Linked DNA regions of Homo sapiens: region 2 is linked to region 1. Evidence: read pairs that join two places in POLR2A ChIA-PET (ENCODE). Cell type or tissue: endothelial cell of umbilical vein. All regions are shown on one strand. Each heading gives the region's core, and the rest is flanking DNA. Links, peaks and the distances in the headings are about the cores only.

Region 1 (7,790 bases), core at 1,584-5,583:
TATCATCATAGGTTTCCTATACTGATAGGATTTTCAGAGAAGAATTCTAAATGCCATATATATATATATATGCCAGAGAGTAGGAGGAAAATACAGATTATTCACCCCAGTGATGTCTCTTGGGGTATAGATCAGAGCCAGATGGTACATATTTTAGGCTTTGAGGTGAAAAGTCAATATGAAATATATTATGTAGGTACCCATGGCTTAACAGTGAGCCCTTCAAGTAGTGCTCACAGGCTGTTAACAAGCAGGTGGCAGGCTAGATTTGACCTGCAGTCTACAGTTTTCCAACCTTTAGTCTATATCACTGAAGTATATAAGGACATCCCCATCAAAACTAGGAAGTCGTTCCAGTGTCTTATGCTACTAAGACAGAGACATAGTAATTGGTAATTTCTTTGCATTTTAGAGTCAAGATATATTACATCAAAGTGTTAAATATAAAATTTTGACCTTTGGCTTGAAAGGCTGCCAATGTTGATTGGGTTCATAAAATGAGAAAGTATTTCAGTTGGTTCAGGCTTAATGAATGCAGTTTTGCAACTCACTTGACACAGTGATTTCAAGGTTTGTCAGAGTGTTTTTTAGCAGATTAAAAGTCCATGTGATCAAGGGTGAGCATTGGAGCAAGTTAAGGAAAAAAAAAAAAAGAAAGAAAAAGAAAGAACGAAAAAGGAAGTGAACCAGTAGAAGAGTAGGGGTGGAGAGCCCCATGATTTCAGAGCACAGTCTTATTTTTTTTGGCAACTATTTACTTTTAAAAAACTTTAACTTGGTAGACATTGAAAACTAGGTGACCACGCAATCCAAGGTGCCCAATATGAACTAGATGCTCTCTAATCTACATAGACATAAAGTCATTCCAAGCAGTACTCTAGCAACAACGAAAGTGAAAAAAATGGGACTAGATCTAAACTGTTTCTTTAGAAGCAAATCAGTTGCATAAACCAGTTGCTTATATTTCTTGCTTTTCTATATCTGCTGTTTTGCTAACCCATATTCAAACGCTATGGTTTCTGATACATTTTCCATGATGAGATGACTGATAAAGTTAATTAATTAAGAAAAAATAATTTTATTTATTTTACAAATACATTTTCATGGTATTCTGGCACTGCAGCTTAAAGTGGTCTATTGATGCATTGGAGCCCCATTAAAGTGTGTCCATAGTAGATGCTGAAGAAAGGATATTTGCCCAGCATTAAAAAAACCAATAGAAAGATCTTATTTTTCTCTTAGAGTGGAAGGAGAGATGATGGTCCAAATAAAGGACACATACAAATCTTAAGTCTGTAATGAATGAATTTTCGGAAACAGGGAAATAAAACTCATAGAATAGTCTTAGAATGTATCACATGAGAATGCCCACCAAAAAGCCCATGCGTGTTGACAAGTTCTGTAGATATCCTTGTGCCTCATTTTGTAGTTGTTGCCAGTATGTGCCTGATAGGTTCAAGGCAATGTGGCAGGTGAGTGGCAAAACCGCATGCAATGTGGTCTGGACTGAATGGAGCTCCTTTTGCTCAGGACCCAATCAAAAGGGGCAGGCTTTTAGGTCAAAGGTAAAGTGCTATTCATTTATACCTCCATGTAATACACATTTTCTCCAAAATATGAAGAAGCCCATCTATTATTATGTCTCTTAGTAGTAGAGTGACTTTATGAAAAGGGTCATATTCTCATGTATAAATGGTTTGCAAGAACTCAGCAAAATAGAGTTACTTTCACCAAGGTTGACTCAACTACTGCCATCACTGACTTCTCAGTTTTCAAGTAACAACAACCTACCCTGAGTTCCCATTATCTCAGGACAACTAGTTAGTTACCTGATGGTTGGTTTATTTTAATGAACTGATTTTTTCATAGGTGGAAGTACCTATTCCAATTTGCTCTCATTGAAAGATGTTTATTCTAAACACGAGTTTGTTTTTCCTATCATACTTCTTCCAGCATCATTATCAGTAAATTTCACGAATGCTTTATATGCCGTCATCACATCCCTCACCACATGTCTTCTCCTCACTGTACAAGTAAAGATTCAAGGCCTAGAGCTAATGCCCACAAATTTACTATTCTTATGAAGACTCCATTTCCCATAAGTAGCTGGCCTTACAAAATGGTTGAGTGCTTTATAAAAGACTTATTTATCCCATCATCTGGAAACAATGCCTTGTAATGTTGGGATGCTGTCCTTCAGGAAATGGTAAATGTTCTAAACCAATGACCAATATAATAGTACTATTTCATCTGTAGACATAATTTAGGAATCTGAGAATGAAAAGGTAGACATAAGGAATTTCTCACTGTAATACCAAACAGCCCACTCACAAGATGTTTTTGCTTTCTATCCCAAGATTCTTGGCTCTGTTGTTTTATATTTCACCAAGTGACACAATAATGATTATATTGAATTAGAAAACTGCCAACTTATCATTTTGGGATTTTTTCAAACCATTGAATGAATAGACAAAACCAGATTTATGATGTTCTTTAGGGTCATTGATCCTTATTATCAAGAGGAGTTGGGATTGCTACTATTCAGTGAGGGCTGGGAGGATTATGGATGGAACACAGGTAATCTATGAGATAATTCCTTTTATTGTTATGTCTGATACTAACAGTTGAAGAATATAAGAGGGTTAGCTCTTCATGCAACTGAAATACATGTCAAGGTTAAAGGAACCTGAAATATAAAGTAGAAAAGGGAAGTCAAATATGTAGCTAAGACCCACAAGAAACTGTGGAAATGATTATTGTAGTCACTTCTTATATGCTTTTATATATGTGTGTGTGTATTTATATGTATATGTGCATTATATATGTAGCTAGATATATGTAGATGTATTTATATGCTCATGTGCTTTTATGTGTGTGTACATAAGTTTATATATACAACATATGTGTGTATAGTGTGTGTATATATAGTTTGTGTGTGCATACACATATCTTTACAATTTTTTTCTCTATACCATTATTGTATATAGGGTATATATTAGAGTGGTCATTAACTTTCATTTATTTATTTATTTATTTATTTATTTATTTATTTATTTATTTCAATAGGTTTTTGGGGAACAGGTGGTGTTTGATTACTTGAATAAGTTCTTTAGTGGTGATTTCTGAGATTCTGGTGCAGCCATTACCTGAGCAGTGTACACTGTACCTAATGTGTAGTTTTTTATCCCTCACCTCCCTCCCACCCTTTCCCCTGAGTCCCTGAAGTCCATTGTATTATTCCTATGCCTTTGTATCCTCATAGCTTCACTCCCATTTATGAATGAGACATACGATGTTTGGTTTTCCATTCCTGAGTTACTTCATTTAGAATAATGGTCTCCAATTCCATCCAGGTTGCTGCAAATGCCATTATTTTGCTCCTTTTTATGGCTGAGTAGTAGTCCATGGTGTATATATACATATATATATATATATATATATATATATATATATATATATATATAATCTCACAATTTATTTATCCAAGAGTGGTAATTAGATTTCTAATTTTTTTATAGCTAGTAAGATATTGAATATGATATCGAATCAGTATCTTGACTGAATATTGATTGAATATATTGAAGAGGAATATATATCATCACCAAATTCTGAAGATGGAATTTAGTACACCCCTAATGAGAAATTGAGGTGCTCCATTTGTTAAGAGAGTGATGGAATGTTTGGATTTGTATGAGCAATGACTGTATTTTGTTACAAAGGAATAATTTTTTAAATTAAAATTATGAGCAAAAGAATGATCTTAATATAATGCTAGGATGGACTGACATAAAAATTTGTTGGCTTTTTATGGGGAGAGAGGAGTTAATTGTCTCCTATTATAGGGCCTAAAAGAGCTACGCACTCACTTTCTTACACTCCTGTGCAGAGACCATGAAGAATTCCTTCGGTAGCCGTGGTGGTGACAGAGGCCTTTGGTTTCTAGGGACTGGGTGAGAGGAGTGTCCAGAGCTACAAGGGTGATGTCTAAGAACCAGCATCTGCTGCTCCAGGGATTTGAGCTGGCAGCCAGGGCTCTGCAGCCACAACCCTGTTGTCCTCCTGGCTTAGGTGTGTGGCTTGATTTGGCTGAGATTCTAACTACCCAGCTTCCGTTTGATTTGGGGTTTAGTTCTCCAGGCTTCCACATGATTCTGGGTATCTTTCACATCTTTTTAATAAATTTTTTTTATGCTTAAATGGACCTGAATCAATTTATAATTGTCTTAGGACTCTGTTGAGCATCACAACTCTTTATTCAAAATGTTTTTTCCCAAATGTTATTGTCATCAGACCAAAATGACAAGAATACATTTGGGTTGTTTCCCAGTTTTCTAGTATAGATGTTTATTTTCTACCTCACTGTACTGTTATACTCAATGTAACATTTAGCTTTACTCAAAAGCTCCATTTTGTCTCACACTGAAAATTCCTCAAAGAGGGAGGGATTTATGTAGTTCAAATTAGCTTCCTCATGTCATAAACAAGAAACATAAATTTTGAAGTCAAACAATCTACTGAGTATATCTGATGAAACATAAATCCACTCAAAGTAACAGTAGCTATTATGTTATATTGGGCAAATTTTGTATCTCTAATCACTTTTTTCTGGTTTCTGGAAGTCTAGATTCTTCATTAAAAGAAAAACAAAAAATAAGCAAAAATAAATTAATTCCACAATTTAGAAATTTTTAAAAAATGCATTGTTTCAGTAGGTGGTCTGAGATTAAGCAAAACAAGCTACTCATTTCTGAAAATTCCTGGCAGAGTTTTTCTTTGAATGCTGCTTGGAAATAAATAGTAGCTTTTCCTGTCATCTGCTCTAATGCTCTTGTTTCCAGGGTCACTTATTTGTTTTAACTGAGGCCCTAATTTGTTGTTATTGCAGGGGAGGAAGTTGTCAACATAAACCTATCTCTGCTATTAATGACTATCAACTTTGTGAGGACCTCCTGATAGTATCCCAATTTTGAGATCCAGGCCATTGTCATCATTTTAAACACAATTGCGTGGTTTAAATCATTTTCCATGAACATGTAGGACCACCACTCTCAAATTTTATGGGTTTGTACCAGTGACACAAGAACAGATTGTGCCCTTTTCAGCTGAAGGATAAAGTGCCCACGAGAGTAACACTTACACACCTGCTCGCCATTCATCCAGACAGCAGGCATTCTTTACAGGTTCTTTGGGGATTCAAGATAGAGTCCCAAAGGATAAGGTAAGAATGAAGACATGATCGTTTCTCACAGCGAATGGTATTTGATAGTGGATGTTCAGGAGAAAGATGAAACACACACACACACACACACACACACACACACACACACCCTCTTAAAACAGCTCAACAATGAATGAATGCTCTCTATATAGTAATCATTTTTAGCGTTACTCATTTAATAAATTATAACTCGTATTACAAAAACAAAAAGCAAAATTCTGTTGGTCCCATAAGAATATGACCCCTAAATAAACAGGAGTCTGTATGTGGCACTGTTGGAAAAATTTTGCTTTATTTCAACAAATAAACTAATGAGAAAAATTTTCATACCACCAACTTGCTTTTCATATATTTTATACTCTCTTTTTTCTTGCGTTTAATCAGGTTCCTGATCAGTTGTTTTGACTCCATCAGTATCTCAAGCAGTTATATAAAGGATTAAACAGTATCTTGACAAATATGTTAGAGGACGGGGCCCTGAAATAAAAATTAATGTCACTATGTAGTTTCTCCTTCATTGATTTTTCTGTAATTGTGTATGAATGTCTTTACTTTAAAATAAACCCCCTGTGGGATTTCAGTTTTCTGTTCCTGAGATAAGTATGTAATCAAATAAAGATCAGAAGTAAATATTTTACAGACTTGATATTTTAATAGACTAGATGAATTTTATATTTGTAGGGTTTAATTGGCAACCACTTAAACACAACAGAGGGGAAATCTACATCATCCAGGTAGGTAAGGTTGCTAATACTGGGAGTTAACAGGCGACTATGCACAACTTTCTCCAAGCCATTTTAAAATTAAATTCTGACAACAAACTTAGGAGGAAGGTATTATTGGCTACACCAGAAACAGACATATAAGGGATTAAATAATTTATCAAAAATCACAGGGCTAAGAAATGGCAGAGTCAATAATCAAATCTAGGCATATTTGACTACAAACATATGATATTTCTAGTCTATCGTTCTATCATATTGTCTCCCAGAAATATCTTTATTCCACATTTAATGGACTTAATCATTGTTAAATTAAAAATTTTTTAAAAGCACAGTTAATAGTAACCATAAAAAGTAAGGTAAAAGAGGAAATTGTTATGTATTGAATGTCAAGGGCATTCACATATGTTTTGACAGATTGTTGTCTGGCCTGTTCAATTTAAATGTCACAAAAAAACTCTGAGATAAATACTGTTACCTTATTTTGTAAATGGAGAAACTGAATCTGAAACTGAGAGCTTAAGTTATTTTCACATGATTATACAGCTAATTAGTAAAAGACTTATAATTTGAACCTTGTGAACTTTATAAAGACTGCGCTCTTTCCACTAAGTGATACTGTTTTCATTAATTTTCTAAAAGCAGGAAGGAAGAATAATTTTGCACAGAACTGATACAGAACCAATGAGTAGGGGACTAGGATAATTTCTTCAGTTTTCAAGGTTTTAAAGAAACGTTCGGATTTCAGGAAAAGGTCATAACAAGCTCATAGGATATGTGATATATTTTATCCATGTGTCTAAATTTGTTTTGTTCCAATGTGATAAGTGATATGAGAATGCTAAAGTTAAGTGTTACAAGACCAAATTAGAGAAATAAGAATACCCTAGTGCAGACACACAAATTGTAGTAGTGATATTAAAAACGCATAATTTTAAATCTAGTATTAGATTTAGTATTTACTGAGGACTTCTTACTTTCATATGATATTGCAGGTAATCCTTACAAACACTTAAGATGGGTGTATTTACCAACGGTGTTTATAGACACAATGGAAAGAGAAAAACTTGATTTTGAATGTTCAATCTGGTAGGTCACTGTGGGTCACTGGCTTTATGGCTTAGGGGAGGAAGCTGTTCCTCCCAACAGAGAGTACTTCAAAACTCATCTGAAAAAGAACTGTAAAAAATATAAAAATTGGTTCAAATTTTCGGAATGGTAGTTTGTTAACATATGGCCAAATATACAATTTGAATTTCCATTTATACAGCAATCTGACTCTAAAAAATTAACTCCCTAAGAAGTTAAGCATACAAAGGGCAAAAAAATGGATATCAGTGTGAAAATGTATTAATCCAAAGGACATAATCATACCAATTTTGAAAGTAATCTATCCTTTAGGAATGGGAACAGTTGGATAGAGAATATCACAATAACCCTTTCAAGTTGGGTGGGGTGGGAGAGAAGGAAGACCAAGGTCACAAAGAGAAAGCCATCTGTCACATATTGGGAATCAAGCAGTAATTTGGGGATGAGAGGGCAGGCACAGAAGAATTGAAAGAGGAGCATGATAGAAAGCTGGAACCGGAATTTAAGAAATGACCAAGAATTTTCTAGCAACATGGACACATAATATAAAAAATAGACTTATTTGCCTTGCTATGATACAATTCCCATCATCTCCCCACATCTTCAGTCTTACACAAACGTCTTTCATATGTAGGAGTTTTGGGGAGGATATTCAGGAAGACTTGACTTCTGACCAAACAAAAGAGAGACCATACAAACAGAATAATGAAAATGCTCATTAAACCAAGCCACTGGGGACAGGAACTCAACCCACTCTAATG
Region 2 (7,790 bases), core at 1,409-5,408, 530 kb after region 1:
AACCATCATTCTCAGCAAACCATCTCAGGGACAAAAAAACAAACACCACATATTCTCACTCATAGATGGGAATTGAGCAATGAGAACACATGGACACAAGAAGGGGAACATCACACACCGGGGCCTATTGTGGGGTTGGGGGAGTGGGGAGGGATAGCATTAGGAGATATACCTAATGTTAAATGACGAGTTAATGGGTGCAGCACACCAACATGGCACATGTATACATATGTAACAAACCTGCACATTGTGCACCTGTACCCTAAAACTTAAAGTATAATAAAAAAATATATATATGCATAATTAGATTAATGCAGACGAATATGCAGTTTCATTCCATGCTGTAATATATTCTATGCATTGTGCATACCTTTACATGCATTGTCAATATTTCTGAATGTCAACAAAATTATAATTTTGAAATTTAAAAAGATGCAATTGTTTGGAAAATCAGCAAAGTAGAAAAAAATGAGTTAAGAGACTTTGTTTCCACTGGAATTAACAGCAACCTGTGCACTCAATATCCTTATCTAATGACAGCTTTTGCAAAGTCTTGCCAAATGTATATAAAGGCTGAATATGGAAACATATAAAGATTGCATATAGGTTTAAACATTTAAAGCATAAATCTCTATTTACCGTGCTGTGTTATGAATAACCATACATTAATAAAAAATGCTCAAAGTAAAAAAACAAATTTAAAAAACCTTTACAAACAGAACCAGGGAAGGCCACGAAATGAGGGTTCTCCTGGCTAGGATGCCTGATAGTAAAAACTATCATGAAAGACTACAAAAACTACAACCTTGCACAAAGGCCATTGCAACCTCACACAAAAAAAAATACTTCTGCAAGGACATCTGCACAGCAACTGCTTGTCCAACCTTGAACTGGTGTCACCCTTGTTATTGGTCTCTGTAGCCAGGGATAATTATTTCAAAATGATTATGTATTCCTCATTTTTTCCTTTAAAAACCTTTATCAGCAGTGGCACATGCCTGTAATTCCAGCTACTAAGAAGGCTGACATGGGAGGATTACTTGAGCCTAGGAAGTCGAGGCCAGCTGGGGCAACATAGTGAGACCTTGTCTCTAAAAATAAAAAATTTTAAAAAAACATAAAAAATCTTTGTCTTCCTTTACCTCCCTGAATACGCACAGAGTTTACCATGGCACACATATTCACAAGGCGTTGCTCTATTTGCAAATAAACATATTTCTTAGAGAGCTCATTATTTAGGTTGACAACTACAAGAGATAGTTTCTGAGATGAGACAGAGGACAAGATAAGCAGAGGAGAAAAAGTCAAGAATCCTCTACCTGTCTATTTACATTACTAACAATTAAATAAATAATGATGAGAGAATGGCAGTGAGCCACAAGCTAAAAAGTCCTCAAGAAATCAGGCAGAGTGACCCAAGGTGTCCTTATGGACTACAGCAAGGGAGCAGGGATATAGGGTGATCTAAATTGACAACATGAGATTTATAACAGATTTTAAGGAGGAGAGAGAGAAAGGTCTAGAGGCAGAAGTGTTTTTTGGTTTGGGGGGTGTCACTCTGTTGCCCAGGCTGGAGTGCAGTGGCATGATCATAGCTCACTGCAACCTCCACCTCCTGAGTTCAACTAACTGATCCTCCCATCTCAGACTCTCAAGCAGCTGGGACTACAGGCATGCGCCACCATGTCCAGCTAATTTTTGTATTTTTAGTAAAGATGTGGTTTCAGTATGTTGCCCAGGCTGACCTCCAACTCCTGGGCTCAAGAGATCCACCCACCTTCACCTCCCAAAGTGCTGGGATTACAGGTGTGAGCCACTGTGCTGGCAGAAATTAAGGCAAAATAATTCACCCACCTCCAGGTCCAGCAGTACAAGAAGGATGAGAGAGAAAATGTCCATCTTTCAAGAGAGCTGCAAGGGAAGCAGTGTCTGGGGAAGAGCAAGGAAGTGAAGAGAAGATTCAGTGAAGAGTTGAGGTTTTGGGAGATTATGCTGACAATTGACCTTAAAATTCCAAAGGGCCAGTGAAATCCTTTAAGAGAAGTGCAAAGTCATGGAGGAGTCTTGGCATGAAAATGGCCAGGCAGTCCTGGGCTTCATGTGATAAGTGACATGATGAGAGTAGCCCTGTGGTCTCCAGGCAGCAGAGGAGGTAGAGAAGACATAAGTGACAGTGGTCTTTATAGGAGTCCGAAGAATTCTACAGCACTCTCTTGGCTTCTACTAATGGAGACTTCCAGGCCAGCAGGAGGTGATCCTACTCTTTTTGGTCATCTAACACAGATCTGACAAGCCCAATAGAGCTTTCCGTGATCATGGAAATGTTCTACATCTACACCGTCCAATATGGTTGCCACCCGCCATATGTGGATGGCACAAATCTAACCCCAACCATATCCCCAGCCTTTTTTGACCATTCTCTTCATTACTAACAGGAGTATCATTCCTTGTCTACTAAAGAAAATGTATGTCGACTTAAAAAGCACAGAATAGACTACGTAAAACAGACTAGAAAACCAAGGCAGTGGGCACCTTTGCACACAAATTGAAATCTACATTTCCAGATGATGATTAGAGGTGATAATTACAAATGGACACACATTATCATAAAGCTTGAGCTTAACAAAGTTCTAGACTAGATTATGAAGCTGATCCTGACACCTACTAAGGAATGCTCTCCAGAAGTCAGCATTGGCTCACTAAGAAAATGTCCCAGGACCTCTCTAGGGACCAATTTACAATCACTCAGTAAATGTTCTCTGCTAATGTTGAGAGTACAGTTTCTCCCCAACCATGAACACCTATCCCAGAAACAGCCTGGAGTACAGGGAGTCATAAGAGAGGAAGGTGACCTGCACCTGGGGAACTACTACTGGTAGAACAACATAAAAATGGGTTAGGAATAATTGAGTCACAAACACCAGATGGAAGAACTTCCTTTCTCATCACTGCATACATGGGACACCAGAGAGAGAAAGGAGAAAACAGAACTAGAGATTTCAAATGCTTTATTGAAAGAGAGAAAAACATCATTTTCCTCCTTTCCCAGTGTTTGTTTTTGACCCAGCAGTGGCCACTGCAGCACTGCATCCAGGAGGCTCACCATGCTAGATACTGGATCTAAGGAGTGCTTTTTAGCAGACAGAGAGGTAAAAGAGAAAACAAGGGTTAGAATTTGAGATCTCCTACCAATGAGCCACACAGGAAAAAGCAAGGTTTTCTTTTCTAATTCTTTAAGAAAACACATATTTTTCCTGTCTCTGGGGACCCATGGCTGTCTGGGGATGGTGTGTGTGTTGCCTCATCTGCCTTTCTATGTGGTGTCTCCCTGTGCAAAGCTCTGGTGATGGCTCGCTTGCTGGGGTTAACGCAATGTCTCCACCACTGACCCCAGGCAGACACAGCTTCATGAGTCAGTAAAGGCTAGCCTTCAGAGGCTATTAAGTCCCAGAGAGGGGAAGCCGAGAAACATGTCTCCTCTGCTTGATGGCAGTGTCATGTGCAGGATGTTTTCCTGGCTCCAAAGTTAACCATGCAGCTAATAAGCTGGATTCCAGTGAAAGGGAAGTCTGCGAGTCACTGATAGAAAACACTCTCTTCGTTGGTCACAGTGTTACACCCTTGAGAGAAAAGAAAGCAAATATTCCTATAATCTGCCTGCTGTAAAAAAGGCAATGATTAAATTTTTAGTGGTGTTTGGCGGCCAGTTCCTTTGCGAAATTTTCTCTTACCATAGTTAAAATCACGGCTACCATTTATTGAGTCCACCACTATGGACTAGGAACCAGGATAAGCACTTCAGACACACATTCTCCCATGATCCTCAAACCATCTTATGTTCTGGATACCATTTAAGTGACGAGCAAACAGACTCAGTCAAGGTTCCAGCTGTGACCTTACACACACTGGCAAATGATGGAGCCAGGTCAGTCTGATCCCAGAACCTCCTAATCATGATGATACTATCAGATAAACAATGTCCAAGTAAATGCAACAATCACCCACCCCAATCTGAGCAGTAATATTTGTGCTGAATGTTCTGTAATAAAATCTAATAAAAATTATCCTGCATGGTCTTCCACTTCTGCATACCACATTTAAAAAAAAAAAAAAAAAAGCTACTGTCTGACTTCCAGGTTTGATTCTCAACTCTTATGGAGTTCCTCTCCCCAGCACCCAAATTAATGATATTATTTGTATTAGTCACTAGGCTAATCTAGTGCTCTATAGGAAGTCATAATTGCTCTCAGCTGTTAAACAAATCTCTAGGCTTATATCAAGATCATTGCCAATTAATCCTTTAAAAGTCATTAAAAATAGGAAAAGCTCAGCCAGGTGCCATGGCTCACGTCTCTAATCCCAGCACTTTGGGAGGCCAAGGCAGGTGGATCATGAGGTCAGGAGATCCAGACCATCCCGGCTAACACGGTGAAATCCCGTCTCTACTAAAAATGCAAAAAATTAGCTGGGCATGGTGGCAGGCACCTGTAGTCCCAGCTACTCAGGAGGCTGAGGCAGGAGAATGACGCGAACCCAGGAGGCAGAGCTTGCAGTGAGATCGCACCACTGCACTCCAGCCTGAGTGACAGAGTGAGACTCTGTCTCAAAAAAAAAAAAAAAAAAAAAGGGGGAAAGTTCCAAAAGACCAAAGACAGGAAAATATTGAAACTGTGATAATGAAATTTCAGATCAATTTTGTGGTATCTAGTGGACAAGATGGAGAAATAACATATTAAATAACTGACATTAAATGCTTGACACTATGATAAACCTTCACTATAATTTATCTTAGCCCTCACTTCAAGGTAGATATTCCTCCACTTTACAGATGATGATAGTGAGGTTCAGAGAAGTTATTATACATAACTTTTCCAATGTTGCCCTACTAAGTGAAGAGCTTCAAAATTGGTGCTATGGACTGAACATTTGTGTCTCCCCAAAATTTGCATTTTGAAGCCTGAATCTCCAATGTTAGGGTCTTTGGAGATGAGGCCTTCAGGAAACAATTAGGCCATGAGGGTTGAGGTGTCATGATGAAATTAGTGCCCATATACACATACAAAGAGACATGAGAGAGCTTCCTCTCTTTCTGCTCTCAACCATGTGAGGGTAGAATAAGAAAATGGCCAACTGCAAGCCAGGAAGAGGATGTCACCAGACACCTGCCAGTGCCTTGACCTTGGACTACCCCAGCCTCCAGAACTACGAGAAATACATTTCTGTTATTTAAATCACCCAGTCCATGGTATTCTGTTATAGCAACCCAAACTGAATCAGATATGTGAGTAGCAACTATAGATTGAGTTGTGGGAAGAATCAGCTGGTTGAATCCAAAGTCAAAGAGTGTTGATTAGTAGATGGGTATTCATCTCAGAGCAAAATTTGTGATGGGGTGCTGGAGTATGCCGTCCTTGTCTTTCTTATTCATCTTCATGCTTATCAAAATTATGGGCACTAAAAATACCTCTAACTGGCAAATTCAAAATTACATCAGAGGATAAGTGAGCTGCAGTGAAATTAAACTGTTACATGTAGATTTACAAAGCCAATTACGTAGCTATCGTGTGGAAGAAAATTGGGCAAATAATGACTCATTTAAAATTTTCCTTTAAAAGCTAAAACAGTCTTAGGCTCCATTAGTAGATCCATCAGGGAGACTCTTATTCTGCATATGGAGTGTTGAGACTAAATCTTTGTGCTGCATTTTTTATTATACTTTAAGTTTTGGGATACATGTGCAGAACATGCAGGTTTTTTACATAAGTATACACATGCCATGGTGGTTTGCTGCACCCATCAACCCATCATCTACATTAGGTATTTCTCCTAATGCTATCCCTCTCCTAAACCCCTACCCATTGACAGGCCCCAGTGTGTGATGTTCCCCTCCCTGTGTCCATGTGTTCTCATTGTTCAACTCCCACTTACAAGTGAGAACATGCTGTGTTTGGGTTTCTGTTCCTGTGTTAGTTTGCTGAGAATGATGGTTTCCAGCTTCATCCATGTCCCTGCAAAGGACATGAACTCATCCTTTTTATGGCTGCATAGTATTCCATGGTACATATATGCCACATTTTCTCTACCCAGTCTATCATTGATGGGCATTTGGGTTGGTTCCAATTCTTTGCTATTGTGAACACTGCTGCAATAAACATACGTGTGCATGTGTCTTCATAGTAGAATGATTTATAACCCTTTGGGTATATACCCAGTAACGGGATTGCTGGGTCAAGTGTTATTTCTGGTTCTAAACCCTTGAGGAATCGCTACACTGTCTTCCACAATGGTTGAACTAATTTACACTCCCCACCAACAGTGTAAAAGCATTCCTGTTTCTCCACATCCTCTCCACCATCTGTTGTTTCCTGACTTTTTAATGATGACCATTCTAACTGGCATGAGATGGTATCTCATTGTGGTTTTGATTTGCATTTCTCTAATGACCACTGATGATGAGCTTTTTTTCATGTTTGTTGGCCACATGTCTTCTTTTGAGAAGTGTCTTCATATCCTTCATCCACTTTTTGATAGGGTTGTTTTTTTCTTGTAAATTTAAGTGCTTTGTAGATTCTGGATATTAGCCTTTTGTCAGATGGATAGATTGCAAAAAATTTCCCCCATTCTGTAGGTTGCCTGTTCACTCTGATGATAGTTTCTTTTGCTGTGCAGAAGCTCTTTAATTAGATCCCATTGTCAATTTTGGCTTTTGTTGCCATTGCTTTTGGTGCTTTAGTCATGAAGTCTTTGACCATGCCTATATCCTGAATGGCATTGCTTAGTTTTCTTCTAAGGTTTTTTATGGTTTTAGGTCTTACGTTTAAGTCTTTAATCCATCTTGAGTTAATTTTTGTATAAGGTGTAAGGAAGGGGTCCAGTTTTCATTTTCAGCATATGGCTAGCCAGTTTTCCCAATACCATTTATTAAGTAGGGAATCCTTTCCCCATTGGTTGTTTTTGTCAGGTTTGTCAAAGATCAGATGGTTGTAAATGTGTGGTGTTATTTCTGAGGACTCTATTCTGTTCCGTTGGTCTATATATCTGTTTTGGTACCAGTACCATGCTGTTTTGGTGACTGTAGCCTTGTAGTATAGTTTGAAGTCAGGTAGCATGATCCTCCAGCTTTTTTCCTTTTGCTTAGGATTGTCTTGGCTATACAGGCTCTTTTTTGGTTCCGTGTGAAATTTAAAGTAGTTTTTTTTCCAATTCTGTGAAGAAAGTCAGTGGTAGCTTGATGGGGATAGCATTGAATCTATAAATTACTTTGGACAGTATGGCCATTTTCATGATATTGATTCTTCTTCCTATCCATGAGCATGGAATGTTTTTCCATTTGTTTGGGTCTTCTTTTATTTCCTTGAGCAGTGGTTTGTAGTTCTCCTTGAAGAGGTCCTTCATATCCCTTGTAATTTGTATTCCTAGGTATTTTATTCTCTTTGTAGAAATTGTGAATGGGAGTTCACTCATGATTTGTCTGTTTGTCTGTTATTGGTGTATAGGAATGCTTGTGATTTTTGCACATTGATTTTGTATCCTGAGACTTTGCTGAAGTTACTTACAGCTTAAGGAGATTTTGAGCTGAGACAATGGGGTTTTCTAAATATGTAATCATGTTATCTGCAAACAGAGACAATTTGACTTCCTCTCTTCCTATTTGAATACCTTTAGTTCTTTCTCTTGCCTGATTGCCCTAGCCAGAACTTCCAATACTATATTGAACAAGAGTGGTGAGAAAGGGTATCCTTGTTTTCTGCCAGTTTTCAAAGGGAATGCTTCCAGCTTTTGCCCATTCA

What was found. Peaks named below come from ENCODE experiments on the same cell type or tissue, not always from the same donor. Only the 100,000 strongest peaks of a DNase experiment are listed, where the experiment ranks them.
Region 2: POLR2A ChIA-PET joins it to region 1 with 5 read pairs; 2 of 35 experiments call an interaction of 5 or more read pairs at or near these places.

The regions. Positions count from the first base shown.
Region 1 is chr12:43,244,869-43,252,658 of GRCh38, reverse strand. No RefSeq gene overlaps it. Among named protein-coding and RNA genes, the nearest start is that of LINC02461, 93 kb to the right of the region's middle. In endothelial cell of umbilical vein, for the core only: no CTCF peak of the experiment used is centred there; no DNase peak of the experiment used is centred there.
Region 2 is chr12:42,712,321-42,720,110 of GRCh38, reverse strand. LINC02450 (long intergenic non-protein coding RNA 2450) reads right to left here. Exons shown (of 4, transcript NR_135028.1): 4 at 2,992-3,620. Among named protein-coding and RNA genes, the nearest start is that of LINC02450, 24 kb to the right of the region's middle. In endothelial cell of umbilical vein, for the core only: no CTCF peak of the experiment used is centred there; a DNase peak (open chromatin) is centred at 3,500.